3 separate regions of the Homo sapiens genome follow, and all the other regions are linked to region 1. Evidence: read pairs that join two places in POLR2A ChIA-PET (ENCODE). Cell type or tissue: MCF 10A. All regions are shown on one strand. Links, peaks and the distances in the headings refer to the core of each region. The heading gives the core; the rest is flanking DNA. Region 1 has its middle 54 kb from the start of GRK3. Region 2 overlaps MYO18B (myosin XVIIIB). Region 3 overlaps GRK3 (G protein-coupled receptor kinase 3).

What was found. ChIA-PET counts read pairs that join two places held together with the same protein. Peaks named below come from ENCODE experiments on the same cell type or tissue, not always from the same donor. Only the 100,000 strongest peaks of a DNase experiment are listed, where the experiment ranks them.
Region 2: POLR2A ChIA-PET joins it to region 1 with 7 read pairs; 2 of 35 experiments call an interaction of 5 or more read pairs at or near these places.
Region 3: POLR2A ChIA-PET joins it to region 1 with 7 read pairs; 2 of 35 experiments call an interaction of 5 or more read pairs at or near these places.

The regions. Positions count from the first base shown.
Region 1 is chr22:25,505,248-25,515,541 of GRCh38, forward strand. No RefSeq gene overlaps it. Among named protein-coding and RNA genes, the nearest start is that of GRK3, 54 kb to the right of the region's middle. In MCF 10A, for the core only: no CTCF peak of the experiment used is centred there; a DNase peak (open chromatin) is centred at 4,374.
Region 2 is chr22:25,742,710-25,753,003 of GRCh38, forward strand. The region is part of intron 1 of MYO18B (myosin XVIIIB); the gene reads left to right. Among named protein-coding and RNA genes, the nearest start is that of MYO18B, 5.7 kb to the left of the region's middle. RefSeq lists enhancers at 4,753-5,047, 7,401-7,450. In MCF 10A, for the core only: no CTCF peak of the experiment used is centred there; a DNase peak (open chromatin) is centred at 4,802.
Region 3 is chr22:25,664,164-25,674,457 of GRCh38, forward strand. It overlaps GRK3 (G protein-coupled receptor kinase 3), which reads left to right. Exons shown (of 21, transcript NM_005160.4): 6 at 3,576-3,637; 7 at 8,133-8,184; 8 at 10,274-10,294. Among named protein-coding and RNA genes, the nearest start is that of MYO18B, 73 kb to the right of the region's middle. In MCF 10A, for the core only: no CTCF peak of the experiment used is centred there; a DNase peak (open chromatin) is centred at 4,498.

The DNA.
Region 1 (10,294 bases), core at 1,354-9,353:
TTTGGTAGAGACAGAGTCTCAGTATGTTGCCCAGGCTGGTCTTGAACTCCTGGACTCAAACAATCCTCCTGCCTCTGCCTCCCAAAGTGCTGCAATTATAGGCATCAGCCACTGCATCTGGCTCTAGATTTTTTTTTTTTTTTTTTGATGGAGTCGCACTCTCTCTCCCAGGCTGGAGTGCAATGGCATGATCTCAACTCACTGCAACCTCCTGGTTTCAAGCAATTCTTCTGCCTCAGCCTCCCAAATAGATGAGATTACAGGTTTCCGCCACCATGCCCTGCTAATTTTTTGTATTTTTAATAGAAACGAGGTTTCACCAAGTTAGCCAAGTTGGTCTTGAACTCCTGACCTCAGGTGATCCACTTGCCTTGGCCTCCCGAAGTGCTGGAATTGCAGGTTTGAGCCACCATGCCTGGCCAAGATTTTTTTTTTTTAATTAAAGGAGAATATTTGTCCCCAGAAAGAATCCTGAAGCCCTATCAGTCATCCAGACCCAAAAGGCCATATAGCTGCCCATTTTGCAACCTTCATTCCATGATTTTAGTACCCAAAGACATGAATAAGTCACATTAGACACCCATCCCCCCGGCTTCTCTAAAATGGGAATTGAGCAACTAGAGGAGGAGTAGAGATTGTGTTTCAAACACAGGGATCTCAGCCCTGGCTACACATTAGGATCACCTGGGGAGCTCTGAACAATCCCAATGCCAGCTCTGCACCCAGCTCATGAGGTCAGATGCTCTGGTTGGGGCCGGGTACCAGTGTGGTCAGGCTCTTTGGGAGTTTCATATGTACAGTAAAATCAAAGAACCACTGCCTGCAAACAAGTGGGTAGCTGGGATGCTCATAGAGTGTCTTAGCTTTGTGGGACAGGACGGGCATTTTTTGGAAAAGTCATATGGAAAAAAAAACATCAAAACTCATGTAGACTCCCAATTATCTTCTCCCCATTCTAAACCACATTGATTTGTCTGAATATTTATTCAGGTATTTGCAACTGTGTATACTGAATGTGTGTTGGATTACAGACACTGTTCTAAGCACCAGGGATGCAGCAGGAGGGCCGGCAGTCAGGACCCCTGAGCTCATGGATCTGGCTTTGTGGCAAGGGGTAATATGGAAAGCAGTTGATGTCAAAATGCATTGTTTACTCTTGAGATGAAGGCAGTGACAAAGGTGTGAAAGAGGATAAGAGAACAGGGGCTGGCTTGGGTAGGAGAGGTGGTGATCAGGGAAGACTTCTCTAAGAAAGAGACTCTGAACTGGGCTCAAAAAGTGAAGGCCAAGGGGTGGGGTGAGGCATCTGGGAAGAGAAAGCCAGATTTTTCTGTGGCTCTGTCCCCTCCTGCCATCATCTCACTGCTGGAAACTGGCAACCAAATGATCTGCCTAACACATCCTGATTTCATTTCATAGCCCATATATGCAAACTTTAGATCACATACTCATCACCTATCATCAAGGTTATATGCTAAATCCTCACCTATGGTGCTGGGATGAGCTCAGCTCATTGGAGTCTCTGAATTGCTGTCTGTAGATATTGCAAAATATTCTTTATTTTTTTTCTGTCTTGGTTTCCTGTATTTCTGGCCACCGTCCCCAAGCCCTGATGTATCCCTACATCCGGCTCTTCATTCTGACTCCCTGATATTATCCATCCATCCATCCATCCATCCATCCATCCATCCATCCACCAATCAATATACATATATACATATATACACACACACACATACATACATCCTCTCATCTACCAATCTATCCTCCATCCATCCATCCATCCCCCATCCTTTTATTCATCCATCCATCCATCCTTCCACCCATCCATATACATATATATAATCTACACATACATACATCCTCTCATCTACCAATCTATCCTCCATCCATCCATCCATCCATCCTCCATCCTTTTATTCATCCATTCATCCATCCATCCACCCCTCCATATATGTATATATACATGCATACATCCTCTCATCTACCAATCTATCATCCATCCATCCATCCACCCATCCATATACATATATATACATACATACATCCTCTCATCTGCCAATCTATCTATCCTCCATCCCTTCACCCATCCATATACATATATATTTACATGGATACATACATACACCATCTCATCATTTATCCATCCATCCATCCATCCATCCATCCCGTCCATTCATCCATCCATCCCTCCTTCCATTAATTCATTCATCTATCAATCTACCCATCCACTCACCCATCCTTTCCTTCATTCCACAGATATTTGTTGAACACTCAACAATGTGCTAAATCCTAAGCCAGAATAAAAACAGAATCTTGCAATGCTCTCCTCCAAGCTGGACGAGATGGTCTCCTCACTGTCCATGTCTCCATACCTCTGTTCACTTCACTCAGTACCTGGGTCATCCTACCTACCCCCTCTGCTTATCTCCTGGCCCCACCCCCTAGAAAGGTCTGACCTGAGGCTGTTGAGCTAAACCCACCCGAACATAGTCTCACTGGCTCGCTGAAGGTGAGCCAGGAGGAGGATGAACAGATGTAGTCCATGCGCATCCCATAAGTGTAGCACAGGGAGGTGAGTGTAACAAGAGCCAAATGCTGCAGGAAGAGAAGAGGGTCCAGATTCGGGCTCCATAATCTTTACTTGAAGGAGTCAGAGGAGTGTTTACAGAGGGGAACGACATGAGGGATGGGGCAGGTAGGGCCAGTTGACACTCCCTAAACAGACAGGATGGGGGCAGTCACTCTAGGCCAAAGGAACTGCATGTGTGAAGGCACGTAAGCATGAAGCACTGTCTTCTGGGTTGGTGCATGTGCCCAGAACCAGAGTTTTAAAGGAACAGCTCAGAGATCATTCGATCCAACCTTCCATTTTATAGATGTGGAAACTAAGATTCAGAGGAGAGTAGTCAATTACCCAAGGAGGCACAGCAAATTTTCTCAGAGATACCCTACTCCCTTACCTCCTGCAGAATCACCCTAAACCTTTAAAGTTGATTAAACCTTTAAAGTCCCCAGGTTAGGCCCAGAGGCGCTGACTGTATCAACTCAAGACAAGCCTCCAGGGTAAAAACTATTGTTATGTTCATTCTGTGTAAGAGAAAACTGAAGCAGAGAGGCTAAGGAATTTACACTAGGCTACACAGGAAGTGAGTGGTAGAGCTGGGATTCAAACACAGCGAGAGCCTCCAGAGCCCATCTTCTTTTTTTTTTTTCTTAGCCAACTACTAAAGACATTTAAAGAGCCCATGTTCTTAACCACTGCGATGTGCTACCCATCTCACCAGTTAATTTAATTTTTTTTTTTTTTTTGAGACAGAGTCTCACTCTGTCGCCCATGCTGGAGTGCAGTGGCGTGACCTGGGCTCACTGCAACTTCCGCCTCCCAGGTTCAAGTAATTCTCTTGCCTCAGCATCCCGAATAGTTGGGATTACAGGCACACACCACCATGCCAGGTTAATTTTTTTGTATTTTTAGTAGAGACGGGGTTTCGCCATTTTGGTGGCCTCAAATCCTGACCTCAGGTGATCCGTCTGGCCTCCCAAAGTGCTGGGATTACAAGCATGAGCCACTGCACCCGGCCAACCTTTTTTTTTTTTTTTTTTAAAGAGACAGGTTCTTGCTCTCTCACCCAGGCTGGAGTATGGTGGTGCCATCATAGCTCATTGCAGCCTCCAAATCCTGGGCTTAAGTGATTCTCCTGCCTCAGCCTCCTGAGTAGCTGTGACCACAAGCATGCACCCCCACACCCAGCTAATTTTTGTAATTCTTTTTGTAGAGATGGGATCTGGCTGTGTTGCCCAGGTTAGTCTTAAACTCTTGGTCTCAAGTGATCCTCTTGCTTCAGCCTCCCAAAGTGCTGGATTACAGGTGTAAGCCACCAGGACCAGCCACTTCATTTAGTTTTCAATGTGTATTGTCCCTATTTTTCCAGATGTTACAGAAGCACAGAGAGGTTAAGTAACTTGCCCAGTGCTGCACAGAAACTAAGTGGTGGAGCTGGGATCCGAACCCAAGCTATCTGACTGTATTGACAAACAAAAGATGCATCAAAACCCAAAAGGGCGAGCGAGGTATTATGGCCATTACTGGGGGTAAGTGAGAACTTAAGCTTTCCTCATTCCTCCCACACTACCCAAGAAATCCTCCCTCTAGTCTCAGCATAGCCCTGGGTTACAGAGTACAATTTCATGTACTCTTTCTCAGTCTCCTCCCTATCACTTCATTAATCACCGTTTGAATTCTGCTCTCCTTGAAAGCAGCTGGTCATCTTGGCAATCAAAAATCCTGCCAGCTGGACACAGTTCAAGTTCAATTGCATCTCCCTGACCAGGTAGAACCCATCCGTGTTGAAATACTTGGCTGTTAACAGCCAAGGGGATGAAGCCAACACAGGAAAATGGATTGCTCACAGATTGGTTTTCTCTGCCTCCAGCTCAGGATAATATATGGGCAGTGACGTAAAACAAATGGAGCCTTGGCTGGGTTACTTCACGTCCTTCTTGGGGGCCTCGCTGCTTCTACCATGGGGCCTTGGAGCTGTTACTTCATAACCTGCAGGCCAAAACCTGTAAACTGTGTATTCGCAAATTCCTAAAATATTGCCCAATGGTCTTGAAAAAATTAATGTCCTGTGACATGTTAGCATAATTTTCATGATTGAGGTGTTGAATATAAATTCTGTATATATTTATTTATACAGAAACCAACCCAGACTGGGGCATAATATTTTTAATTTTTCATGTTTCTGGCAAAACAGTGACTGAGTTGCTTTTATTTATTTCACAGAGTTAGAAATTTCTTTTCACTGGAGAGATAAATGGTAAGTTATAAGGGACAAGAGGAGGACAATCTTATAAAATACTCTCTGTACTTGAATAATCTCTGCTTTCATTTCCTTTCTTTTTGTATCTGGTGATAATTTTAAGAGTCCAAGTGTTTGAGATTGGGTCCTAAGACCATCACCCAGGCCCCCTTTTCAGAACTCCTGTAGTATATTCAGTCTGGACCCCTTAAAGTTTAAGACTTAAATAAACAGTTACATTCTATGAGGCAGGGAGGGACGGTGAAAACTCATTCAGCTCAAGTCCTGGAACGTGAGTTTCCACTGAGAGTGGAGAGGATTTTAAAGTAGTTCTGTGGCTGTAAACACTTTTTGGGGTTCCTAGTCTCTTGAGAATTTGCTAGATGGTATATGTACACCCTCTCCAGAAAAGTGGACATACAATATAAAAATGGATCCACAATATACAGTATATAATTTTATGTATATCAATCAGCTATTGCTGTGATTATGCCACATAACAAATCATCCCTGAACTCAATGGGTGACAACAACAAGCATTTATTTTTCTTGCTCATGCATGTATAAATTTTTCAGGTGTTTCTGTTCCAGATTGTGAACTGGCCATGCCTGGCTCTAGGCTTTGGGACAGTTCAACTCTGTTCCACATGTCTGATTCTGGATCCCATGCTGAAGAGGCAGCTGCTGTATAAGGCATGTTCTTTTTGTGATGATGGCAGAAGTTTGAGAGACAAGTCACACTATGCAAACATGGCTCAAGATTCTATCATACAACATCTGCTCACATTCAACTGGCCAAAGTCAGTCAAGGTCAGTGGGGCAGAAAAGAATATACTGCCCGAAAAGGAAGGAAAAAGTGAGTGAACATGTGTTGAACAATACTCCAATTTATTATCGGTAGGTCAAGGAATCTTTGCAGCCTGAGTCTCGTATGGTGATTCTCAAACCTCAGCAAACATAGATATCATCTGGGGAATCTGGTTCAAAATGCAGACCTGAGACTATTCTCCTGCAGAATATCTGAGTCAGTGGATTTGGGTGGGGCCCAGGAATCTGCACTTTAAACAGCCACTCCCTGGGGTTATTCTGATACTGATGGTCCAGGGTCCACACTTTGAGAATCACTGGTTTAATGGTTCTGAGCATGTGCTGAGGGCTCAGAGATGCAAGTTCAAATCCCAGCTCCACCCTAGCTTTGACCTTGGTAAGTAGCTTTGCTTTTCAGAGCCTCAGTTTTCTCCTCTAAAAAACTGAGTTGGCCGGGCGCTGTGGCTCATGCCTGTAATCCCAGCACTTTGGGAGGCTGAGGTGGGCGGATCATCTGAGGTTGTGAGTTTGAGACCAGCCTGACCAACATGGAGAAACCCTGTCTCTACTAAAAATACAAAATTAGCCGGGCATGGTGATGCATGCCTGTAGTCCCAGCTACTAGGGAGGCTGAGGCAGGAGAATCACTTCAACCTGGGAGGCGGAGGTTGCGGTGAGCTGAGATCACGCCATTGCACTCCAGCCTGGGCAACAAGAGCGAAACTCTGTCTCAAAAAAATAAATAAATAAATAAAGTAAAAATAAAAAAGTGAGTTAACAGTAATACCTCTTTTAGGATTTGTATTAGTCAGGGTTCTCCAGAGGGACATAAAGACACACCCAGGAAGAATACTTTGCATCCTTCAATCCAATCAAATTTTGACACTCAATATTAACCATCACAGGGTTGTAGAGAGGATTCAGAAATGGTGCTGGTAAAGCAAACAGCAATAGTGCTTGGGACACATGAAACCAATAAAGGGTCATCTGCCTGAAGCTGCTACCTCAGCATCATGCAATAGCATCATCCTCATCTCCTATTGTCATCATTACCATTGCCGTTGTCTTCATATGACATCATCACTATTAGCACCGTTGTTTTGTTTCTTCTAGCTCCAGTAGTCTATGATTCCACACCACCTCACATTGTTCTTTGACCATAAATCTGATTTCCTCAGACTGCTAGAATTCTTTTCTTGAATCCCCATGGTGGGGAATGTTCTGCTTATGGCGAGGTCCAATGTCCAAGTTTAATTTCACCCACCTCACTGGGCCATGATGTTCTGGATGCTGCGTGGCAAGTCAGAGATGTATTTCCCCCCTTCAGAACCAGGTAGACCGCAGTTTCTGAAGGCTTAAGGATTCAGAGTGGTTTAAGAGCAGTAAACCATGGCCCATCATCATTGCATAAGGAAGCAATGAAAGGTAAGTATGCACCCTGAAGCTCACAGCTCACGCTTTAGTGTTTCCTTGTATCCTTTTCATTTCCTGACTCTCTTATCCTCTTCCTTCTCTATTTCTATATTTCTGTGTGTTTCCCTTGCTGCTTTTTTTCCCTTTCCCTCTACTCGTTTTTCTCTCTCTCTCTTTCTCATTTCCTTTTCTCCCTTCTCTATATCTTTCTTGTTTTTCTGTATGCCCTGCTCTCTTTATACTCTCTGCCCCACCCCCTTCCTCATTCAGTGGAATGTGTGATGCCTGGTACCTAGTGGATGTTTGAGAAATGTATCCATGAAGGAAGGAGTGAATGAAAGAAAAAGCTTCCTGCATCTGAAATCCAGTTTCCTTTCCTTGCACTCCAGCATGTCTCACTGCTGGACTCTTTCTCCTGGTGAATGCAGTATTGATTAGCTGAGTGAACAGCAACAACATCCCCTTCAAAATCAGCCCAGGATCTGATCCAATCTCTTGCCTTTTAGAAGTACCATTTACTGGCCAGGCACGGTGGCTCACGCCTGTAATCCCAGCACTTTGGGAGGCCGAGGTGGGCGAATCACGAGGTCAGGAGATCGAGACCATCCTGGCCAACATGGTGAAACCCTGTTTCTACTAAAAACACACAAAAATTAGCTGGGCGTGGTGGCGTGCCCCTGTAGTCCCAGCTACTGGGGAGGCTAAGGCAGGAGAATCGCTTGAACCCGGGAGGTGGAGGTTGCAGTGAGCAGAGATTGCACCACTGTACTCCAGCCTGGTGACAGAACAAGACTCCGTCTCAAAAAAAAAAGAAAGAAAAGAAAAGAAAATGTGTCATTTACTGCCCAGAATAACTGCCCTGCAGATTGCTTTTCTTCCACATCTGAAATTTTCTTTCCTGAGCCAAGTCTTTGTCCAGATTTTGAATTCCTTTTCCTTTCATCTACCTACCTCTTAAAGATGCCATTGCTGACCTCCCTGGGCCCTGCCAAAGCCTATGCATTCCTTACCTCTTTACTGTCTCCATTGCTTTTGATGGCTGGTTTCTTTACATTTCTAGTCCAGGTGTCAGCAAAGTTTCTGTAAAGGGCCAGAGAGATAATAGTTGAAGCTTTGTGGGCCACTCTGTCTCTATTGTTTAACTACTCAATTCTGGCTGCATGAAAGCAGCCATACACAATAAACACATAAATGAATGAGTGAGTGTGGCTGTGTTCCAATAGAACTTTATTTTTACAGAAACAGGTGAGCCCAATTTGGCCCTCAGGCCATAGATCACCAATCTCTGCTCTAGTCGATAGCATGGTTTAGACTTGAAGCTAAACCCCAGGTTCATCACTCCTAGCTATGTGACCTTGACCCAGTGCATCTTGTATAGAACCTCAGATTCATCACCTGCAAATGGGTTTGGGCCGATCAATGGATGAATGTCTACAGATCTTTACCATGGAGTTTGGCATATAACTGCTCAGTAACTGCTGCTTAGTACCAAAAATTTGGCTCTTATTTATCTGACTAATCTTTACAGAACACCTACTGTGTGCAGACTGCATTCCATAGAGATTCAGACTGTTAGAGCTGGAAGGATTTTGGAGACCTCCTAGTCTAAGGATTGAAAACTGGGAATGTATTCCTAATCTTTTTTTTTTTTTTTTTTGAGACAGAGTCTTGCTCTGTCACCCAGGCTGGAGTGTAGTGGCGTGATCTCGGCTCACTGCAAGCTCTGCCTCCCGGGTTCACGCCATTCTCCTGCCTCAGCCTCCTGAGTAGCTGGGACTACAGGCGCCCACCACCACGCCCGGCTAATTTTTTGCATTTAGAGACGGGGTTTCACCATGTTAGCCGGGATAGTCTCGATCTCCTGACCTCATGATCGGCCTGCCTTGGCCTCCCAAAGTGCTGGGATTACAGGCGTGAGCCACTGCACCCGGCCCATTCCTAATCTTACTCAGAGAGAAGCTCTTTCTCATTTATCAGCTGTGTGACTCTGGGGCCAGTTTCTGAACATCTCTGTGCCTCCGTTTCCTCATTCGTAAAATGGGAATAGGGCCTACCACAGAGGGTGTTATGAGAAACACGAGTTATACATGGAGAGGGTTTAGGATCGTGCCTGGAATAATAAGCGCTCAACTGTGTTCCCTGTTATTACTTTTATTTGTATTATCCTTGTCGATATTGTTAACAGTTTTCTCTTACGTGGGGCATGCACTTTCTGGTTTCCCTAAATTCTTAATCCAGCCTTCTGAAATCACTTCTTTACCTGCTTTGCCTCTGAAGCCACTTGATTTCTCCACCCCTGGTTAAGCCCAACCCTCATACTTTATAGACAGGAAATCTGAGACCCAGATGAGAAAGAGTGACTCGGCTAAACTCCCATAGCGAGTCAGGGACAAACCCATTTAGATTCCTGGCATTTACTCTCTAACTGTAGGCACACGCAGCTCCTCACAGCCACGAGCCACACACCTTTCAAGCTGAAATCTTCCTCCTTAAATATTTCCACCCTTGTTACCAAGGAGTCGGAGACTGCTTCACTTTAAAGTGCTGTATCCCCGTGGTGAAATGCCGCAGATGGGCCATCAGCCATATTGGCTGGGAGACAATGTATGTGATAGGGATTTCCACCCACATGTATTTAACTGGGCTCATTGAGCTTAATGGCGTATAATTTCAGGGGTGGGGAGTCAAGCTACAAGGAAAATCTAGGTTGCTCAATGGCATTCCCAGAAAGGGTCCAGAGAGACATTTCCAGGAAGAGCCTGACTTGGGACTGAACCATTTCTGCTACAGAGCCATTGAATGTCTGCCGTAGATTAGAAGTCAGTCATGCACGGAGTGAGAAGGTCATCCTTGCGGTCACAGGAAAACCAATAAGCTCACCTTGATTCAATCTTGAATAAGTGGCAGATGCATGAGCTGCCTTAAAATTACAGGGACCATGAAGGAAAAAAATCACTGTTCTGGGCATTCAATTTATCTCAATAAGGGCATGTGGCTTTTGTTCAAAACTTCTTTGATGATGAACCCCATCATTTGTTTCTGCTGGATTGCTATCAAAAATACTCAGTAGAGAGCTATTTCTTCTTGGTGAAGAGAAAAAAGGACAGTCTTTGGGGGAGTAAACCATTAATAAACAAAGGTGGTTGTGTGCTTGCATGAAATTGTATATTTCCCCCCTGAATTAGCTTACATAAAACCTCTCATTGATAGCAGTGTCAGTGATGGGAACTGCAGGCTTTACCTATGACCGAACATGCATGGAAATGCCC
Region 2 (10,294 bases), core at 990-8,989, 240 kb after region 1:
AGCCAGGCTTCCCCTTTCGTGTTAACAACGCTGTTGAGTCGAAATGTTAATTTTAATGTTCTTTTTTAAACTGCAAATTAAGCATGTATGAGTGTTGGGGGAAGGGCAATGGAAGTTCATGGCTGAAGGTTTCAATTTCATGCCACCTTCCTTGAGCTCTGTCTGAGGGAAGGTGTCTTATCTGGCACCCCGGATAGCAGGCATTTCTCTGAATGAAGAAGATTCACAGGTCCCAGTGGCCCCATAGTGGGGCAGAAGGGGGCTATGCTTTGACATGGAGCTCTCTCCCAGGAGAGGAGAAGACCTCACCAGCTACAGGCCTCTGGGCTGCTGCCTTCCTGCAGCTTTTCCATGGAGGAGGCCAGGAGTGGGGAGGCCCGGAATGGGGAGCCCAGTCGGCTCCCAGTCGGCTCCAAGCTGTCCAGTCTGGCCTCAACCCGCAAGTGTGGGGATCTGGGCTTCTATCCTGTAGGGCCTGGAATACGACGAGGCTGTTACTTTCACTTTGTGGCTGTCCAAAAAGATGCTGCCTCATTCAGTGCACCAGCTCATGGAGGCTGAGTGTCCCACTAGGGCTTCTAGACTCCAACAAGGATAATGGTGGCCTTGGGTGCTGTATCCATTGCTGACCTAAGTTGTATTCTCCTATGCCTGGGTACCATGTCCAGTGTGTACCTTGGGAGCAGAAAAGAGAGGGGTCTATATACTCTTAGGCTATGGATGAGTTCTAGAAAATAATAGTGGAGAGGAGAGAGAGAAAAGAAGGAAGAGGAGGAGGAGAAGGAGAAGAAGAGAAGGAGGAGGAGGAAAAAAGCAGGAGGAGAAAGAGAAGAAGGAGGAGAAGAATAATAGCAAAGGAAAAGGCCAAAAGAAAAGGCCAAGTGGGTGGAGGAGGGAGGAGAAGGAGGAAGAGGAGGAGGAGAGGGAGTCTCCTGGTCTCCTGGCTTTTGAAGGGCTGCATGTTACCAATCAACAAATATTTGATGTCACCTGCCTCCAGGCCTGGTCACCTTGAATATCCTGGTGTGGGCTCTGTAACCTTGGATGAGTACTCTCCCCAGTCGGAACTTAGTTTCTCCTTCTAAAACCTGAGGGGGTTGGGCTAGACCACCTCTGGGATCTTTCCTAGGATTCAGCATCCAGGAAGGTTTTTCTTGAAGTGACGGTCGTTGACGACCTACCCATCAGACTCATGTGGGGCAGGAGGCGGGGGGCTGTTTTAAAATGCAGATTCCTGGGTTCATCCTAGACCTTTTGAACAGTCTTGGGGGAAGGGGCCCAGAAATCCACAGATTTTAAACCTCACAGGTGGTTCTGGTGCCCACCCAAATTGGAGAAGAGCTTTTCCTTTCACTTGAGCTAACAAAACCACAGAAGGCTGTTGCTCAGCACCTGCCCTGTCAAAACTCATGGAATTTCCATGTTTCACAAACATGGAAAACGTGCACAGCACTTTATTAGGGTCTAACTATCGCAAAGATTTTATTGGGCAGGTGTTCCTCCAGGGGTAAGATCAAGACTTTCTATGGCATTTTGAGGTGGGAATGGAGGGCCCCCAAACTGAGCAGAACCACTTCCAGCTGCCAAAAGATAGGGACCTGGGGCTGTGAGCCTACAAGGCTATGGGGAGATGGCCCTTCACTGGGTCCTGCTAGATACAAACAACTGTCTGAATGGCCCATTTGAAGCACATGGTCAGCTGCTGTGGTGTGTGGCATATCTTTAATATTTAAACAAAGTGGCCGGGCGCGGGGGCTCACGCCTTTAATCCCAGCACTTTGGGAGGCCGAGGTGGGCAGATCACGAGGTCAGGAGATCGAGACCATCCTGGCTAACACGGTGAAACCCCGTCTCTACTAAAAACACAAAAAAAAATTAGCCGGGCGTGGTGGTGGGTGCCTGTAGTCCCAGCTACTTGGGAGGCTGAGGCAGGAGAATGGCATGAACCTGGGAGGTGGAGCTTGCAGTGAGCCGAGATCACGCCATTGCACTCCAGCCTGGGGACAGAGAGAGACTCCGTCTCAAAAATAAAAATAAAAATAAAAATAAACAAAATGAAATTAAATTTTCTGAAAAATGGAGGAGGTGGGTTTGAGACCAGGGAGGATCCCCCTCCCCTCCAGAGTGCTGCCAAATCCAACCCCTCCTGTTGAGAGATGGTGCAGCTGAGGCACAGAGAGGGAAAGCCACTTGTTCAAGGACACACAGCCCTGCAGCAAGAGCATTGGGCCAAGATCAGCCCCTGCTGTCACGGCTGGTGTTCAGGGAGCAACCACGAGCCCCTTATGTTAGAAATAATAGTCAAATCCACCATATATATTATCCCCCCGCACCAAGATCTTAAGGAAAGGATAAACCTCAGCTCTCATTTGAATGGGGGCAGCAAAAATAAATTGCGTCTTATTTTATTTTTATTTTGAAACAAGGGCTGGCTCTATCACCCAGGCTGGTGTGCAGTGGCCCAATCTCGGCTCACTGCAACCTCTGCCTCCGAGGTTTAAGCCATCCTCCCATCTCAACCTCCTGAGTAGCTGGGACTACAGGAGTGCACCACCACGCCCGGCTAATTTTTATACTTTTTGTAGAGATGGGGTTTCACCATGTTGCCCAGTCTGGTCTCAAACTTGGGAGCTCAAGTGATCCACCCACCTCAGCCTCCCAAAGTGTTGGGATTACAGGCGTGGAACCACTGCGCCTGGCAGAAAATGAACTTTATGACACAAACAAGGGCCTTGGACATCAAGGTAGATTTCTCTCTCTCTGACACACACACACACACACACACACACACACGCACACACATCTCATTCAGTCTGAAGGATCCAGAGACACCATTAGCTTCATATGAATCTCTCCTCTCCCACAGCCTGACTCATCCAGTTTCATAATTTTCCCTATCTGCTTCTTTTTTACTGTGTTTCTCCCTGATGCTGATTTACTTTTAAGAATTGTAGTTTCTGGCAACAGAGGAAAGATCCTCAAGAATCGGCAAAGTGAGTTTACCCCTTGGCCAGTGCTCATGTGTAGGGTAGCAAGAATTTCAAGGTTCAGGGTTTCAAGTGAATTTTTCTCTGCCCATAAAAGATGGAATGCATTTTCAGCTGTTTCTTGGGTACCAGCTGGGGTTTGAGTTTCAATTTCATGGAGGGCAGCTGGATTAACTGTTGCGTTGAGGTAGAGATGGTTGCTTGATGGGATTAAATGTCTCATTCACGCTTAATATTCCAGTGAGCTTGGGCGTGAGTTATTAGCCCCATTTTACAGGCCAGGAAGTGAGATTTGGAGCCTGGAGTGACCCCAGGTTATCCAGGGTGAAATAAAAGCAGGACTGAATACCTTCCTGCCAGAGACTGGACTGTTCAGCATAATGTAATAAACAACATCCGTTGAGATAATAAATTGTGTGGCATTGTTTCACAGAGACAGATAAGAAAGCTTTTTCACATTCATTACCTCATTTAATCCACTGATGATCAAGGCAGGTAGTGATATAGTCCCAGTTTTATAGAAGAGGAAACTCAGCATCAGAGAGGTTTAGTGACTTGCTTTTCTGCTTGTTTTTCTGCCAACAGTGGATGACTCATTTTTTCAGTTCTTTCCCTGTTACACCTAGTTATTATTCAAAGCAAAGATGATATTGCCCTCTTCTTCTCTTGATGCTCCTTCCCATTTGTCATGATTCTTCCAGACCAGGGTTCTAGACCAGTGTCAGCGTAGACACTATTGACATTTGGGTTGCATATCTCTTTGTTGTGGACCTGTCATGTGCTTGGAAAAATGTGTAGCAGCATCCCTGTCCTTGACCCAGTAGATGCAGGTAGCACCTCCTCTCCAGTTGTGACAACCCAAAATGTCTCTAGGATGTTTCCAAAAATGTCCATTGGCAGGCACAATCACCACTTGGTGAGTTCTGTCCCACACAACTTTCTGCGATGATAGGAATCCTCTGTATCTGTGCTGTCCAACATGGTAGCCATGAACCACGTGGCTCATACAACTGAGACGCTAAATTTTTGATTTAATTTAGTTAGAATTCATCTAAATTTAACAAGCCACCTGTGGCTAGTGGCTACTGTATTAGTACAGCTCTAGGTAGCAACACAGTAGTGGATAGAAAATTAGCCCTTTGAGGCTGGGCGCAGTGGCTCATGCCTGTAATCCCAGCACTTTGGGAGGCCAAGGCAGGCGGATCACGAGGTCAGGAGATCGAGACCATCCTGGCTAACACGGTGAAACCCCGTCTCTACTAAAAATGCAAAAAAATTAGCCAGGCGTGGTGATGGACACCTGTAGTCCCAGCTACTCGGGAGGCTGAGGCAGGAGAATGGCGTGAACCCAGGAGGTGGACCTTGCAGTGAGCCGAGATGGCACCACTGTACTCCAGCCTGGGCAACAGAGTGAGACTCCGCTTCAAAAAAAGAAAGAAAGAAAATAAAAAAAGAAAATTAGCCCTTTGATGGAGCACTCAATCCCTAAAATCAGTCAGGGGAACCTGTTACCAAAAGTCTAACCAGCTTCTTGCTTCATGGTGGCCGGGAAACACTAGGTTGGAAATGGCAAATACTTGGCACAGGTTCCATCCCTAGCCATTCCTATACCCGTGCCAGACATTGCTAGTCAATCACAGCATGCTGTCTTGTTCAGCCCAGGCACAGCTCAGAATGTTTCTCAATACAACACTCTGGGCAGCCCCCAACTACAGATCAGTTGGTGCTGGCAGGTGAAAGAAACATTATTGGCCATCCTGGCACTCAGCCACGAGGCCCATCTGTGAGGTCCAGCATCTCATCAGCCTGTAGGAGTGGCCTGATGACTCACCGGGTGGCCAGGAGTGTGTGGCCAGCCTAGGTCAGTGGAGCAACCATGATACAGAGAGGGGAGAGCCAATGGGCTGGAGGAGCTGAGATTTTTTTTTTCTAATTTCTCATAGAAACACCCACTGCATGATTTAGCAATGGAGGCTGGCAGGGTGGGGTGAGGCTACTGGCTGGTCAGCCACTGATATGCAAAGCATTTGAAGATTTTAATCTGCCTGGGACTGAATCTGAGTCAACCGGGGACATAGCTGCTGCCAAGGACATGGTAATAACGTCAGAAATGGCTCACAGGCCTACGGAGCATCTAGTACTCAAACCGCTCCGTGAAGTGGGTGAGAAAAACTGCATCCCCATTTGACAGACAGAGGAGTTGGTGACCTGAGAGGTTTGACAACAGGCATAGTGAGGCCCACTCTTAGATCTAAGACTTCCAGGGCTGCTGTGGACCCATGGAAATGCAGGAAGCCTGCTGTGTGTACCCTCATCAACCCTTTGCAGAGTGAAATGTCCACTTCTGCGGCAGAAGGCAGGTTAGAGAAGTCCCAGGAGACTGAGCATTGTTCTGAAGAAACTAGGAGCCATGTCCCCTGAGAAAAGGCTGAAGGTGACAGATGAGAAAACTGGGGGCGGATTCCATCATTTCAGTTGGAAAAGGGGTTAACCTCGTTGTCTGTTGTTCCAGAGAGTGGAACTGAGGCCACTGTGTGACTGTCCTGGGGAGGTAGCTCTCTGAGAAGGAAGAAAAAGCATCAGACTTTACTCATTGGGACATGAGGACCTTAGTTCTGCTATTGTCGCTGTAGGACCTCGAGAAAGTCACTTCCCTTCCCTGGTCTATGGATGCCAGGATATAGGAGAAGTAGGTTTTGTGGCTTCTGAGGGCCTTTCGGAGCTCTGGTTCCAAGGAAGAAACACAATTAGAGCAGACTCCAAATGTCCTATGTATTAGTGACCTCCCTGTCAATGGACATGACCAAGAGGGAACTCATTGACTGTCTATCCTGGAAATTCCTTGTGAAGTGAGCTGGGTCTCTGGGGTTTCTCCATGTGTAAAGGCCCCAGGTTCTGATGCTGAGGGGCATTTCTGGCAGCCTTCACACCTGCTGCTCCCTGCCCGCCATTCTTCTTCATCTCACCACCCCATCTGCTTTTCTCTTCCTTCCTCCCTCCCTCTTCAACATTTCATTTTCCCTCCATCAACCTTCCTGCCCTTGCTTCTCACTCATCCCTCTCCCTTTCTCACCTTCATGTGTATTGTTGTGAGCACGGTCTGAATCCCTGGCTATAGCTGGCTGTGAGCCACCCTTGCCCTGATTAGGGAGAGGATCTGTGTGCTGGGCAAAGTCCCTTTTCATTATTGCCTGGCTCTTTGGCCATCAAACTCCAGGCTTGGGTGAAGTAGGCTGGACTTTGTATGGAATCATGAGTCTCTTTTGTCCATTTAGCCTGTGGATGGCAATAGATAGCACTTATGCCCCATTCCCTCTTTCCACGCCCAGGGCAGACATTAATAAACAATCAGAGCACCCTTCTTCCACTCAGCCCAGATAAAAGCTCACAGTCCTTCCCATGTAACCCACGAGGCAGCCACTATCCGTCTATCAGGATTGATATGTGAATTAAAACCTACTTCCCTACTGACTGTATCAGTCAAGGGCCCACTAGAAAACAGCACCCTCAACTGGTATCCTGGAGAGCCTTTTTAATGAAAGAACTCTCCCAAGAAATGTGTGCAGGGTTAGGGGAACCAACAAAGCATGTTGAAGCCCTCAGAGATAAGCAGTGGTGGGAATACCTTACTAGCCTTGGGGCTGTATGGGACAAGGGAGAGGAGGGGTGATTTAGGAACACAGAGATAGCTGGAGTTGGTGGACAGGGACCACTTGAAGGGTGTTGTGGTTGTAGATGGAGAAACACAGCATTTCTAAAATTAGGGCCTGATACAGAGAGAGGTGGGTAGAGTGGGAACTAAATACCTTGACCACTAGTTCCTCTCATATGCAGGTCCTCCCAGAGCCTTCCATTGGCCAAACGAGGGGAAGCCAGAGAGCAAGAGAGCCTGGGGGTAGGGAGCACAATGCCTAGTGGTCAGCTCCTGGGGCACACAGCAGTGTGGCCTGAAGGTGGCCCTTGGAGAGGGCATGCCACGTGGATGTCAGGGCGGTCGTCTTGTTCCCCATTACTCAATCCTCTCCTGGGACGTTCTTTTCCTTCTTGGGGTGAGGCAGCTGTAAAGTCAGGGCTATAGTAGGGTGCAGAGGGCTCACTCCAGTGGGGCCATTTGAGGAGTTTAGGAAAAAAACTGTTTACCAAAGTAGGGGCAGGATGCAATGGTAGCATTAAGGTTAACAGTCAGCAAATGACAGCCCACGGCCAGATCCAACTCTCTGCCTGGTTTTAAAAATAAAGTCAAATTGAAACAGCCATGCCCATTCATTTACGTACTAAGTATGGCTGCTTGTGAGCCGCAAGGGTGGAGCTGAGTCATTGTAACAGAGAACCTACAGGCCTCAAAGCTCAGAAGATTTCCTATCTGGCGCTTTACAGAAAATATTTGCTGCCGCCTCCTTTAAGGGATGCTGCAGCACTTTGAGGATAGCAACAGTGAAGCTGTTACTTTTCTGGGCCTGAACTGTCAGAGGAGGGAGCTGCTGCCGCAACAGGAGAGGGGAGAGAGTGGAGAGAACAGCCTGAAGGCGCCTTTGGGAGAGGGAGGAAGGCAACCATGGTCATCCAGGAGGGAGAGTGAGTGAAGACACAGATGCCCTCTGATCTCCTACTAGTGGATGATTCCCATTAGCTTAACCCACCTGGAAGATGGAAAGTGAGGGAGTCCATTGGAAGAGTCCACAGGGTCAGCAGCCAGACATAGAGCAAAGTAGAAGAGATGGAGGGGGAATCTGAAGATGGTGTCTTCAGTTCTCCAGCATCCTTTTTTTCCCTCGCTGTCTGGCCTCCGATATGACCATCACAGAAACCAGGTGTCAGGCAGTCAGATCATTCCTGCTGAGCATCTAAGCTCCATGCTGGTGTTCTCACTGGCCAACCCCTCTGCCTGCCTCCAGGAACCTTGTGGAACAGCTGAGGAATTACATGCTTACACTCACCAACCAGACTATGGGCAAGACAGAATTCTAAATGAAGATCCAATTAATAAAGAACCAAATAGTGACCTAAGCCTTGTGGCCAGTGGAGGGGAGGGCAGGTGACAGCGGGTGTTTGGGTGGAGGCTGCAGGAGGCTGTCATAGAATCCTGCAGGGTGACATTGGCTGGCACCCTCAGGCATGGTGTCATGGAGGAAGGTGTCCCCACAGGCACGTGAAGGATGGCGGAGTCAGAGCCAGGAAGGGGAAGGAAACAGCTTTTATTGAGAAGCTGCTGTGTGCCAGGCACACGTGGCAGTCCATGCTGGGAGGCCAGTGTGCTAAAGTGGCTGTGAGCTCAGCCTCTAAAGTCAGACCATCTGGTCCACGAATCAGCCCCACCACCTCCTGGCTGGGTGCAAGACACATCCCCTCCCTCTGCCTGAGTGTCCTGAGATAAGAGTTACTCAGAGAATCCACCTCTTCGGATGGAAAGAGTAAATGATGTGATCTACTTAAGTCCTCAGTATTGAGTAATGCAGAAATCCTAGTGGTACCATTATCCATAGCCCTGATTTTGTCGTGTCCCCTCCTGCTAGGGAGGAAGGACAGAAATCTCAGAGTGGAACAGAAAAAATACAGGGATTTAGGCACTTAGGTTATCTTTACCTCCTCCTGTGTGACCTTGATCCAATTTGTTAACCTTTCTGATCCCAACTACCACACGCCCTGTGCTGTGACTAACACCAAACAGATGCTAAGTAAATACCAGTGCCCCCTGCACACTCTGCCCTACCCCTGAATGTACCTACTTGAGCCAGCTTCCTAGGCTTCCACAGCTTGCCACCACGACATAGGGCACGTCTGAGGCTTGGCCTGGCACCCACAGATTGGTCCTCTCTTATCATCACTGATGTGGAGCTTTGATGGGAAGCTGAGCATGTGTGGGAGGAGTCAGGCACACCTTGGGGTAAGTCTCACCTTGGCTTTCTTGCTGGGGGACCTCAGACAAGTGTCTCGACCTCTCTGAGTCTGTCTGTTCTGTGGGAGTGATGCCAACCATGTGGTCCTATTGTGGGAATGAAATGTGATCATGGATTTTAATATAATGAAATTCCAGGTCCAGTAGGAATATAAGGGTCATGGGGGAGTTTAGGAGTAAGGATCTATATCGGTGCTTGGCACACGGTTGGTTCTCCCTAAATGTTCTGTGAATTGTCTTGTGCTGGGTGCTGGGCTGGGGTCTTCAGTCCGGTTTTAACCGTGGAGTAAAGGGAAAGTGAAAATCTGATTGAGAGAGGTTACCAGGGATCCAGCACATGCTTGTTATGTGGGTGTCCTCTCACTGCACGGCTAGGAAAACTGAGGCTCAGAGAGCTCCCTGGGGTGTCAAAGGATGTGAACTCAGGCCATGATAAACATGCTTTCCCATTATGTGTGGATGCAGACAGCACAGGGGGACATCAGAAATCTCTGCCCACAGACTTGCTGCTCTGTCCCTTCTCAGGCTCATTTCTAACTGTTCATTCATTCACCTACTTATTCATTTGACAAATATTTAACTTTTATTTTAATTAATTTTTTTTTTTTTTTTTGAGACGGAGTCTCGCTCTGTCGCCCAGGCTGGAGTGCAGTGGCGGGATCTCGGCTCACTGCAAGCTCCGCCTCCCGGGTTCACGCCATTCTCCTGCCTCAGCCTCCCAAGTAGCTGGGACTACAGGCGCCCGCCACTACGCCCGGCTAATTTTTTGTATTTTTAGTAGAGACGGGGTTTCACCGTTTTAGCCGGGATGGTCTCGATCTCCTGACCTCGTGATCCGCCCGCCTCGGCCTCACAAAGTGCTGGGATTACAGGCGTGAGCCACCGCGCCCGGCCTTTAATTAATTTTTTAAGAGACAGAGTCTATTACTGCCACTTGGACTGGAGAGCAGTGGCGTGATCACAGCTCACTGTAGCCTTGAACTCCTGGGCTCAAGTGATCCTTCTGCCTCAGCCTCCTGCATAGCTGCAAGCCACAGCTATGCAGCTGCCACTACACCTGGCTAATTAAAAAAAAATTTTTTTAGACATGGGGTTGAGAGGTGACAACATGCTAGCAGCCCTTGCTCGCTCTCGGTGCCTCCTCCGCCTCGGCGTCCACTCTGGCCATGCTTGAGGAGCCCCTCTCTAGGCTGGCCGAGGCCGGAGCCGGCTCCCTCTGCTTGCCGGGAGGTGTGGAGGGAGGGACGCAGGCGGGAACCGGGGCCAGTGCGAGTTCCGGGTGGTCGGAGGCTCCGTACTCGGAGCGGCCGGCTCGCGCCGCTAGCCCCGGACAGTGAGGCGCTTAGCACCCAGGCCAGCAGCTGCGGAGGGTGCGCTGGGTCCCCCAGCACTGCTGGCCCGCCCGCGCTGC
Region 3 (10,294 bases), core at 913-8,912, 160 kb after region 1:
TTTACCTTGGCTGTTCATATCTTGAACACAATACCGTCATACAGGTTTAAATGACAAGACTTGGAAAATCAGATTCCCAACTAATAGGCCTATGTATTTGGCATTCCTTAGATGAGGTGGTTTCACTTCCTCCCAAAAGCCTTTTCCATCCTGTGTTTTTTATAGAGGTGGCAGTGGTTTACAAGGACAGTCAGATTCTCCAATGAACAAAGTGCTTTTCATGTTTCTATAAATTACAAGAAATAGGAAAGAATGTCATTGAGTAATATAATGGTTTTAATAAGTGAAAATAATCAACTCATCTTTTTCCTGGATAAGTTGGGCATTTAAAGGGAGGTAAGTTGACTTTGGCATTTTTTTTTTTTTTTTTTTTTTGAGACAGAGTCTCGCTCTGTCGCCCAGGCTGGAGTGCAGTGGTGCTATCTCTGCTCATTGCAACCTCCGCCTCCCAGGTTCACGCCATTCTCCTGCCTCAGCCTCCCAAGTAGCTGGGACCACAGGTGCCCGCCAGCATGCCCAGCTAATTTTTGTATTTTTAGTAGAGACGGGGTTTCATTGTGTTAGCCAGGATGGTCTTGATCTCCTGATCTTGTGATCCGCCCGCCTCGGCCTCCCAAAGTGCTGGGATTACAGGCATGAGCCACCATGCCCGGCCAACTTTGGCATCTTATGATGGTGTTTATGCAAAATGAATTTGATTATTCAGCAGAGCAAATACCGATTTGGCTCTTAGAGCATATTTAGATAGTAACAAATTGGGTGTTACCTTTCTGTGACAATAATTAGATGGACTTTCATAAAATGTAATACCTGTCTGGATAGTAGTGGGTTATAAGCTTGGGTTATGAAATTCATTGACCTGACCTGGCTTTGAGTCCCAGGGCCGTAGCTGGAGGACCTTGGGTAAGCTCCTCCACCTTCCTAACTTCAGTTTTCTCATCTGTAAAGTGGAAATGACACTGCGCTCTCCCTGAAAGGGAGGTCTTGATTCAGTGAGAAGGGTGCACACGGGTTGCTTTGTACGAGGCCCGCCTATCACTGTGCTCCACAAATGTTAGCTATTATCACACATCTTACAGTCAGAAAGTACAGTGTCAATATCTGCTTTTTGTTGTCTCCATGATATTTGAGTGTCAGAATTTCAGTTTTCATCTGACTTTGCCATGGTACGTAGACAGCCTTATGGTCAATTACATTTAACATTGCTAAACCATACCTCATAATACATGGGTTTTACAAATCTGATTTTAGCTTCCACTATAACATAAATAACATTGAAAAAAAATTGTTCCAGTTGAGATACAAAGACCACTAGGATTCTTTCATACCTTCAAAAAACATTCATTTAGAAGCAATTTCTTTCATATATCTTTTAAAAAACACTTTATTGATTTGTTTTGTTCATTAAAAAAATAGTCAAAATTTTCTGGCTAAACAGATATAGAATGGGTATTATTCTTATTTCAGAGGTGAAGAAAATCTTATAAAGTTTATTAAAATAAGGAGTATATTAATGCAATTCTATGTATTATGTACCATCAGAGCATAATGACTAAAGTATAAGTAAAAGGTATATGTCTGAATGTCCTGTTTACAGAGGTACATTAACCAGTAAAGTCAGTTGAAGTTCATAGTAAAACAAAACTGTTTTTAAAGTAAATACGAATGCTTTTTATTAAATTCTTTTTGTTGTAAGATTGCCTTTAGAGGTAAGTAAGTGCATAGGTCCATTGGTGGCGGGCTTGGGAGGGGCCCTAGCTTGTGCTTGAGTGCTTCTAAAATGCACTGTGCCCTGAGCTCGGCTCTCAGTATTCTGAATCTTACCGAATTCTCACGACAGCCTTACAATTTAGATACGACTGTTCTCTTTTACAGATTAAGGGAACTGAGGATCAGAGAGGGAAAGTAGTCTGCTCCTCATCTCACTGTTGAACTCTGGCTTTCATACTCCTTAGCAAGCCTGTTGCGGTTCTTTCTGTTGAAAAGTGGCAGCATGGTAGATTCTACGTAGTCTTAGGAATTCCCAGTGACACTCATCTTTTACTTTATTAGCAGAAAGTAGGGATGTTTGATAAAATATGAAAGAAAAATATTAATTGACATAATAGCTTTTATAAATAGAAAAATCTGTGATCTATAAATGTAGCCTTTTCTTAGATCTTTGGACATTTGAATCTATTTCGTCTCTTGACTCTTTTGAACCTCTTGAGACTTGTCGAGGACTTGGCTAAGATAGATGTTGTGTGTTTCCTGGAATCAGGATTTCAGAGCTGGAAGGAACTTCAGAGAGAGATAATTTAGCTTCCTCTTTCACCACAAAGGGGACAAAGTCCATATGGTTTTCGCAACTAGCTCCAGTGCCTTCCCCAGGACAGGGATAGTTCTGCAAGTTGGGGTAGACTGGCTCACCCCCCACCACCGCCCCCTATCCCGCGTTGCCCGCCAGGCTAGCGTCCTTTCTGCTTGCAGGAAGCAAGGCTCCCAGAAGGACTGCAGCTGCCTCCCAGCCCATGTTTGGTTCCTGTGGCTTCTGCAGACTTCCTATTCTCATCACTTGGTTTGTACTGTTCCATGATGTAGTTTTTCTTTTATTTTGTTTTGTAAACTTTCAGGATGATCTATGAAGACATAAAAAAAAGGTTAAATTTGGATCATTCAATGAGCTGAGGGTGCCAAAATGTTTCCCAAAACTATCTAATTGACTCTGGGCTGAACTGTGAAATATTGTCTCTTTATATTTTTATAGTTCTTGATTTTAAAAGTTCATAACATGGAAAAGGAAAGCTGATGCTGTTTATTCAGTAATGGGTAAAGTGGCATGAAGTTGAAGTAGATGGTAGTTGTTCTCCATGAGGGGAAGAGCACTGTGCATGTGAACCAGGAGCCCTCGCCTTAACCCCAGTTTAGCCATGGACCTTCTCAGAGACCTTGGGAGTGCACCTGCCTGCAGTTTGGTAGCCTTACCTGTAAGATGAGGAGTGGGATTGGATCAACTCTCCCCTGTGGTTTTCTCTATGACTCTAAGAGATAGAAAATCAATAAATAAAATAGCTAATTAAAAAAAATTTCACTTCATGGACCTATTAGCTTTGAGTTTTTAAAACTCAGTGCAGATTACAGATGCTTTTATTAGCTTACAAGTTGTGCCACATAACTTGTGGGGCCCAGTGCAACGTGAAAACGCAGGGCTCCTCATACAAAAATGATTAAGAATTTCAAAATGGCAACAACAGAGCTTTAAACCCAGCACCAGGCTTTTCTGAGTCACACTTCCATGAAGCGAGCCCTGCTCCTGTAAGAAGTGTCTGTGACTTGCCAGGAGTCATATTAGGTAGTAGGAATATAGTGGCAAACAGGGCAGACTTGTCTGTGTCTTCATAGAATCAAGTGGTGTAGATAAATATTGATGAATGCATTAGTGAATATTAGACAAGCACGGAGAAGGGCAGGTACCAGACACAATGCTATGGGGAGTGCATAATTGGGAACTTCGCTTAACCTGAGTCTCATTGGTTTGTGTTTTTTTGATACATTCCGATTCATTCACCGTGGAATTTCTTTTCCATCTCTTCCAGCCATACATAGAAGAAATTTGTGAAAGCCTTCGAGGTGACATTTTTCAAAAATTTATGGAAAGGTATGAAACTTTATGCATATATATACACAATTTTTTATCATGTACGTGTACCTCATCTTATGCCGTAAATGCTGACCTTAAAATGTGTGTTAATCATTTAGCAAGTATTCACTGACCATGTACGATGTGCCAGGCTTTGTGTTAAACTGTTTCCTCAGTACTTTACATTATAATTTTAGGGTTTGTCTATCTTAACATCTCTTTGACCTTCAATTTCTCAGCTTCAATAGAGTCTAAAATATACACTGAGGAACCTCAATTTTAAAAAGTATCTTATTGAGAGACCTTTGCTAATAATGCAAACTTGACTATAATTTATCTGATTCATTTGCTTGGATTTTGGAAACATGTCTCCCAAAGCAGGACAAGCCTGTACTTGATTCTTCATGTAGGAGTAGAATTTAAGGACATAGGTCAATGTCTGTTTATGATCGTGTACATCATTAAATACCTAATAAATATGTCCCTTGGTTACTCAAACTATAGATCTACTGGTCAATTCTTCAGTTTTTTGAGTATGTCTCTGTGACAATGCACCACTGAAATTGGACCCTCTAAAACAGAATCTGCATTGACACTGACTTTATCAGCTTGGCTAATTTCTAGACAATATACGTGATGATAATATCTCATGCTAGAGCTTTCTGCAGCTGCTCAGTAATTGCACTTTAAGAACAAATGCTACTTTACTGTAGTTTTCTTCACCACATATTCACAGAACTAAAGCAATTAAAAAGAAAGTTGTGTTGCAATTCTATTGGAGTTCAAGAGGTAATTTTATCCTGGAGCAGAGTCAATATGTTGGGAAACTAATATTCTTACAGACGATTGTACTTTTCTGAGTAATAGCAGGAACTTTGCCAAAAAGCGCCAGCATCAAAGGGAGAGGGTGGGCTGCTGGCTCAGGGCTGAGTTGCAGCCAAGTCCTGGGCCATCTCCATGGCTGTTGGTCCTAAAATCTGACCTTTCCCAACTCTTGGGTAAACCTAACTTTTGTGTGATCCTTAAGGGAGAAGGGAGAGAGGGGAAGGTAATTGAAAGTGGGGAAGAGGTTCTCCCATGGATATTTTATAACTTTGCCATGCATCCTTTCACTTGAAACCAGGCTCACAGATATAGTGATTTTCGCTCATTGAGACAGTCATTTCATAGCCTCACAGTAAATGCAAACGATGCCGTTTGCATTTTAGGCAAGCAGGCACATGGGATTTTCTGCAGCCATTACAATTTTCTGTAAATAAATTATTTTTAAAGTTGATTTGTTAATTTCCATCAAATTAGAAAAAAGAATTCATGTCAGGTGATAAGTTTGGAGCTTTGATTTTGAAAAGCACAGGGACTCCATCAATATGGTCATGTAGCCTTTGACCTCATAGGGACTGGGCACACGAAGGGCCCCATGGAAAAGGTGATTTTTCCATGACCACCCTGAGTCTGATGGTAAAGAGGGAGCCATCAGCAATGCAGGGACATGTGCGATGTCTTCCCACCTTCCCTGAGGTCCAAGCAGGGCTGTGGGGCTGAGTTCCAGGTGAGGCAGAATTGGAGAGGGCAGTGGAGGCTTTCCCTCTTCTAGTTGAGAGCTATGCGCCTCATTCAGGCAGTGAACTTCAGTTGCTCAGCAGGACAACGACTGAGTCAGGAATCAGAGTTAAAAACACTTCTCCTACTCCACCCTTACTGCATCCCAGGCGTTTCCATGTCTTTAACCTCTGATCTTCTCTCCAAGATCCTTTGAAGTCATTTGCAAGGGCTCTAGCTACCTGAAGCCCTATCATTGTCTGGGCTCTTTCCTTTGTCACAGTTCCCCTCCTGTCAAAAGTGTCCCACTCAGTAACCAGGCATTGATTGGGAATAGCACTCAAATAACCCCCGTGGAGACAGGACTGAGCCTAGATACTCAGGGCCATCTGTACTTCCTAAAGAGGAACTTGTTACAGCAAATCCATTCTTAGTGGGCAAAATATGTAGGCACTTCTCTCTTCCTTGTTTGTTAACCCTCCTCAGCTAGTTGTAAAATGTGTCAGATTTCCATCCCCTGTCACCAGCTCTGGACTCCAGAATCTGTGAGAAAAGACAGTAAGAGCTAGCCTCACAAACCAAGTGCATTTCAAAGACCAGTCATAGATTTATAAATGGGAGTGCACCCAAATGTGGTTTTGCCTTTTGCATGCACCATACTTTTAAAAAATAGGTTGAAATAACTCTTAGAAAGTCTCAAAACATAATTTTAATTGACCAACTTCATTAGACATGTTAGGAGGATCAGTGAAACACTCTTTGTGAGTCATTTTAGATTCATTGAAAAAAAGATGCTATTGTAATTGCAACTATTCCTCTGCTTTTGATTTTTAATTTGATTGTTAGCCTCAGAAATATGTTAAAGATCCTTATTTTTTAAAAGGTCTATTGGTCGGGTGTGGTGGCTCGCCCCTGTAATCCCAGCACTTTGGGAGGCTGAGTCAGCAGGATCGCTTCAGGCTAGGGCTTCGACACCAGCCTGTACAACATAGCAACACCCACTATCTTCAAAAATAAAAATTAAAAACTAATAGCTTAGTGCGGTGGTGTGTGCCTGTAGTCCTAGCCACTTGGGGGGCTGAGGTGGGAGGATCACTTGAGCCTAGGAATTGAGGGTTGTATCGACCTAGGATTGCACCACTGCACTCCGGCCTGGGACACAGAGTGAGACCCTGTCTCCAAAAGAAAAAAAAAAATTGTAAAGCTCATTAAATGAAGCCCCTAGGGAACTGTGATATTTGGATGTCTTTAAGGCATTCCAGTATGATGCTAATATTACCTATAACTCCCTTCCTCCCTTCCTCCCTTCCTCCCTCTCTCCCTGAATCCTGTGTCTGTGTAAGGAATCATGCCAGGGGCAAAATGAGATCGAACCATCACCAGAATGTTCTCTACGAAGTATTCAATCTAGAATGCATTTCTTTTGAAAATAGTTTAAAAAACAAACACCTGGCCGGGAGGGTGGCTCACGCCTGTAATCCCAGCACTATGGGAGGCCGAGGCGGGCGGATCGAGACCATCCTGGCTAACATGGTGAAACCCCATCTCTACTAAAAATACAAAAAAAAAAAAAAAAAAAAAAATTAGCCTGGCGTGGTGGCGGGCCCCTGTAGTCCCAGCTACTCGGGAGGCCGAGGCAGGAGAATGGCATGAACCCGGGAGGCGGAGTTTGCAGTGAGCTGAGATCGCGCCGCTGCACTACAGTCTGGGGACATAGCAAGACTCCATCTCAAAACAAAAACAAAAAACAGGCCAGGCGTGGTGGCTCAGGCTTGTAATCCCAGCACTTTGGGAGGCTGAGGCGGGCGGATCACAAGGTCAGGAGATTGAGACCACGGTGAAACCCCCTCTCTACTAAAAATACAAAAAATTAGTCCACGTGGTGGCGGGCGCCTGTAGTCCCAGCTACTCCGGAGGCTGAGGCAGAAGAATGGCGTGAACCCGGGAGGCGGAGCTTGCAGTAAGCCGAGATGGCGCCACTGCACTTCAGCCTGGGCGACAGAGTGAGACTCCGTCTCAAAGCAACAAAAACAAAAACAAAAGACCCACCTTACAGATATATTGCTCATTAATAAAAAACGTAATCAAAATGTCTTTGTTAAATAGATACAGGATATATCTTTTTCCTCATGGATAAAGAAAACACTCATCAAGCAGTTGAGTGAATTGTGGGAGCATGTCAGTGTGGTGAACCTATTGCCTCTTAGGATTCTAGTCTGAGGGTTTCTCTTCTATACCACCTGTGTCTATTGGTCTGGGTTCAAATTCCACTCTCCCACTCTGTCACTGTGTGACCTTGGCCAAGCCTCTGAACATTTTGATGCCTTGGTCTCCTCAGCTATAAAATGGGGATCATAATAGTACCTGGCTGTAGAGTCTGTAGGAGGAATACATGAGCAGGCCTGGCACATGGCTACTCTTAGAATTATTTGTAAACATTAATTTTTTGTCTTAGAGCTGTGCTTTAAAAGCCATGGCTGTCCAATATGGTAGCCAGTAGCCAGATACAGCTATTGAACACTTCAAATGTGATGAGTCTAAATTAAAATGTGCTTTTAAGTGCAGAATGCACTTCAGATTTCAAAGACTTAATATAGTAACAAGAATGTAGAATATCTCATTAATTCATATTGATTTCATGTTGAATTTTTAATATATTGGGTTACATAAAGTATATTATTAAAATTACATTATATATGTGGTTCATATCATCTCCGTATTGGACTCTGCTGATTCAGATAAAAGTGGTACCATAGCTTATGACAATTAAAGAAGAAACATGAAATCTTTCATTTGAATCATGAAATAAAGCCATGAATACGGGTGAATGCTCTGTGAAAAAGGGTTTCAGAAAACTTAACTTTATTTGACAAGCAACCCAAGTAATGCCGTTCTAGTCTGTCTTACGGTGTTGTTTTGTAAATCCAGTTAATTTGATATTTAACTTTTTAGTAATTATTTTATTCTCTTTTAGTGACAAGTTCACTAGATTTTGTCAGTGGAAAAACGTTGAATTAAATATCCATGTGAGTATCATCTTTTTCTTTTTTCATTTTTTAAATAAAAACTTCCTCTGGCTTAACCTCATGAGAAAATACTTGATTCTGGAACGTACTCCCAGAGGGTCCACTGCCCAAACAGATGTCTGTCTTACAGCTTTAAGTACTAAGCATTCACCCTCCCATGCTTCCTTATAAACAATAGAAGCTTTAATCCTTTTTCATATTCATATGAGAATGTGCTTGTTTATGTAAGATATTTTAAGAGGTAATTGACTCTTTAACAAAAATAGTAGTAAAAATACAAATCTTTTACTTAATATAACTCCTTCATGTCCTTGCCTTCTGCCATTCTGGTAGAGTTCCTTTTCTTTTTCTTATTATTAGATATAATAATACAAATTGAGTATCATAATGAAAATGATGACATCTTTTATCAGACCAAGGCTTCATCTTCTTTTTTATCATTTTGAGAGTGATAAAAGCAATCTTCCAATACAGGCCACGTTCTAACACGTCATCTCCTTAGTGTTTCATCTACTTTAAGTTTTCAATTTCAGTCATTCTTATTGCATCATCCTTATTGCAGTTTGAAAATGCACACATTTCTTTGCACAGTCTTTCTTACATTCTGTTTTATAATCTCCCTTCTCATAGGCTTGCAATTGGGCAAAACAATCAACCGGAATTTTTTTTTTTTTTTTTTTTTGAGATTTTTTACTTGAATGGTATTGTTGGAAGAGGGGCTTTTTTTTTTTTTGAGACGAGTCTCGCTCTGTCGCCCAGGCTGGAATGTAGTGGCGCGATCTCTGCTCACTGCAACCTCCGCCTCCCGGGTTCACACCATTCTCCTGCCTCAGCCTCTTAAGTAGTTGGGACTACAGGCACCCGCCACCATGCCCGGCTAATTTTTTGTATTTTTTAGTAGAGATGGGGTTTCACCGTGTTTGCCAGGGTGGTCTCTATCTCCTGACCTCATGATCAGCCCGCCTCGGCCTCCCGAAGTGCTGGGATTACAGGCGTGAGCCACCGCGCCCAGCAGGAGTTTTGTTTTTTTTAAAAATACTTGATCTTCACTAAAAGGCCAAGAAATGATCTATTTTTTTTTTTTTCAATTTCTAACCTCCTTTTCCCATCATATTTCCTGGAAGGATTTAGAAGCAAGAGGCAATACCAGATACTCTAAAAACCCCTTATATCTGCTCTGGGTCTTTCATACGCTTCTGCCTCGGGAGACCCTGTGTCCTTGTGGACTCTGAGAATCAAACGTGAAGTCTGTGGCCCAAACGCAGGTTTCTATAGGATGTTTTAAGGTTGTTTGGGGGAGCCCTTAAAGAATCCCACCCTTAATTTGCCAGGATATGTAAAGTAGTAGGTACTTGCTATTGTCTTACGGCCTCTTACGTGAAATGTCAGATTCACTATCTGTCTTTGTGCCACTTAACATTATTAAATCTAATGATGAAGTGGGGCATTACTGAGATATTATTGACTGAAGGAAAGTGCTTATGAATACAGCCTCTGTATATACTTCACTCACATTTAGCCTTGTTTCACGCTCACATGGCCAGCATGAGTCCTCTCTATTCACTGATGTTACCAATAACAAATTCACATGGCCTGCATCTGTTGGGTTTCCTGATCATATGGCCTTGTATCATGAACACATAGATGCCCCTGACATGGACTCTCATTTTTCAACTCTGACAGTTCTCGGAAGCATTGGATTGTTCCCAAACATTAGGCTTCGGAGTAGCTAAGGCTGCTTTTCATTTTGATTAGACATTTCACATTCACTTGTCCTCAAGGTATACATATTGTAATCTGGGATTTGTGAGAGTGGAGAAACAGTTCGGCTTGGTTCCACTCCATCATCTTCCCTTGTGCCTCCATTTGGTGCCTCGTTTATCCTGGAGGTGGAGCTGAGGGAGGCTGTCAAAAGTCTTGCCACCCCTGGGGCATCTCATCCTTCAGCTTAAAGACTCAGTCATGAAAAGGGTAGATCCCTAAGTCAGATTGCTATTTTAATTACTGTCTATGTTTTGCATGAAAAAATCTTTAAAACACCATAGCTTTGTGTAATCTTATGTTTTCATTTTGTGTTTGGATTTCCCAGTTGACCATGAATGAGTTCAGT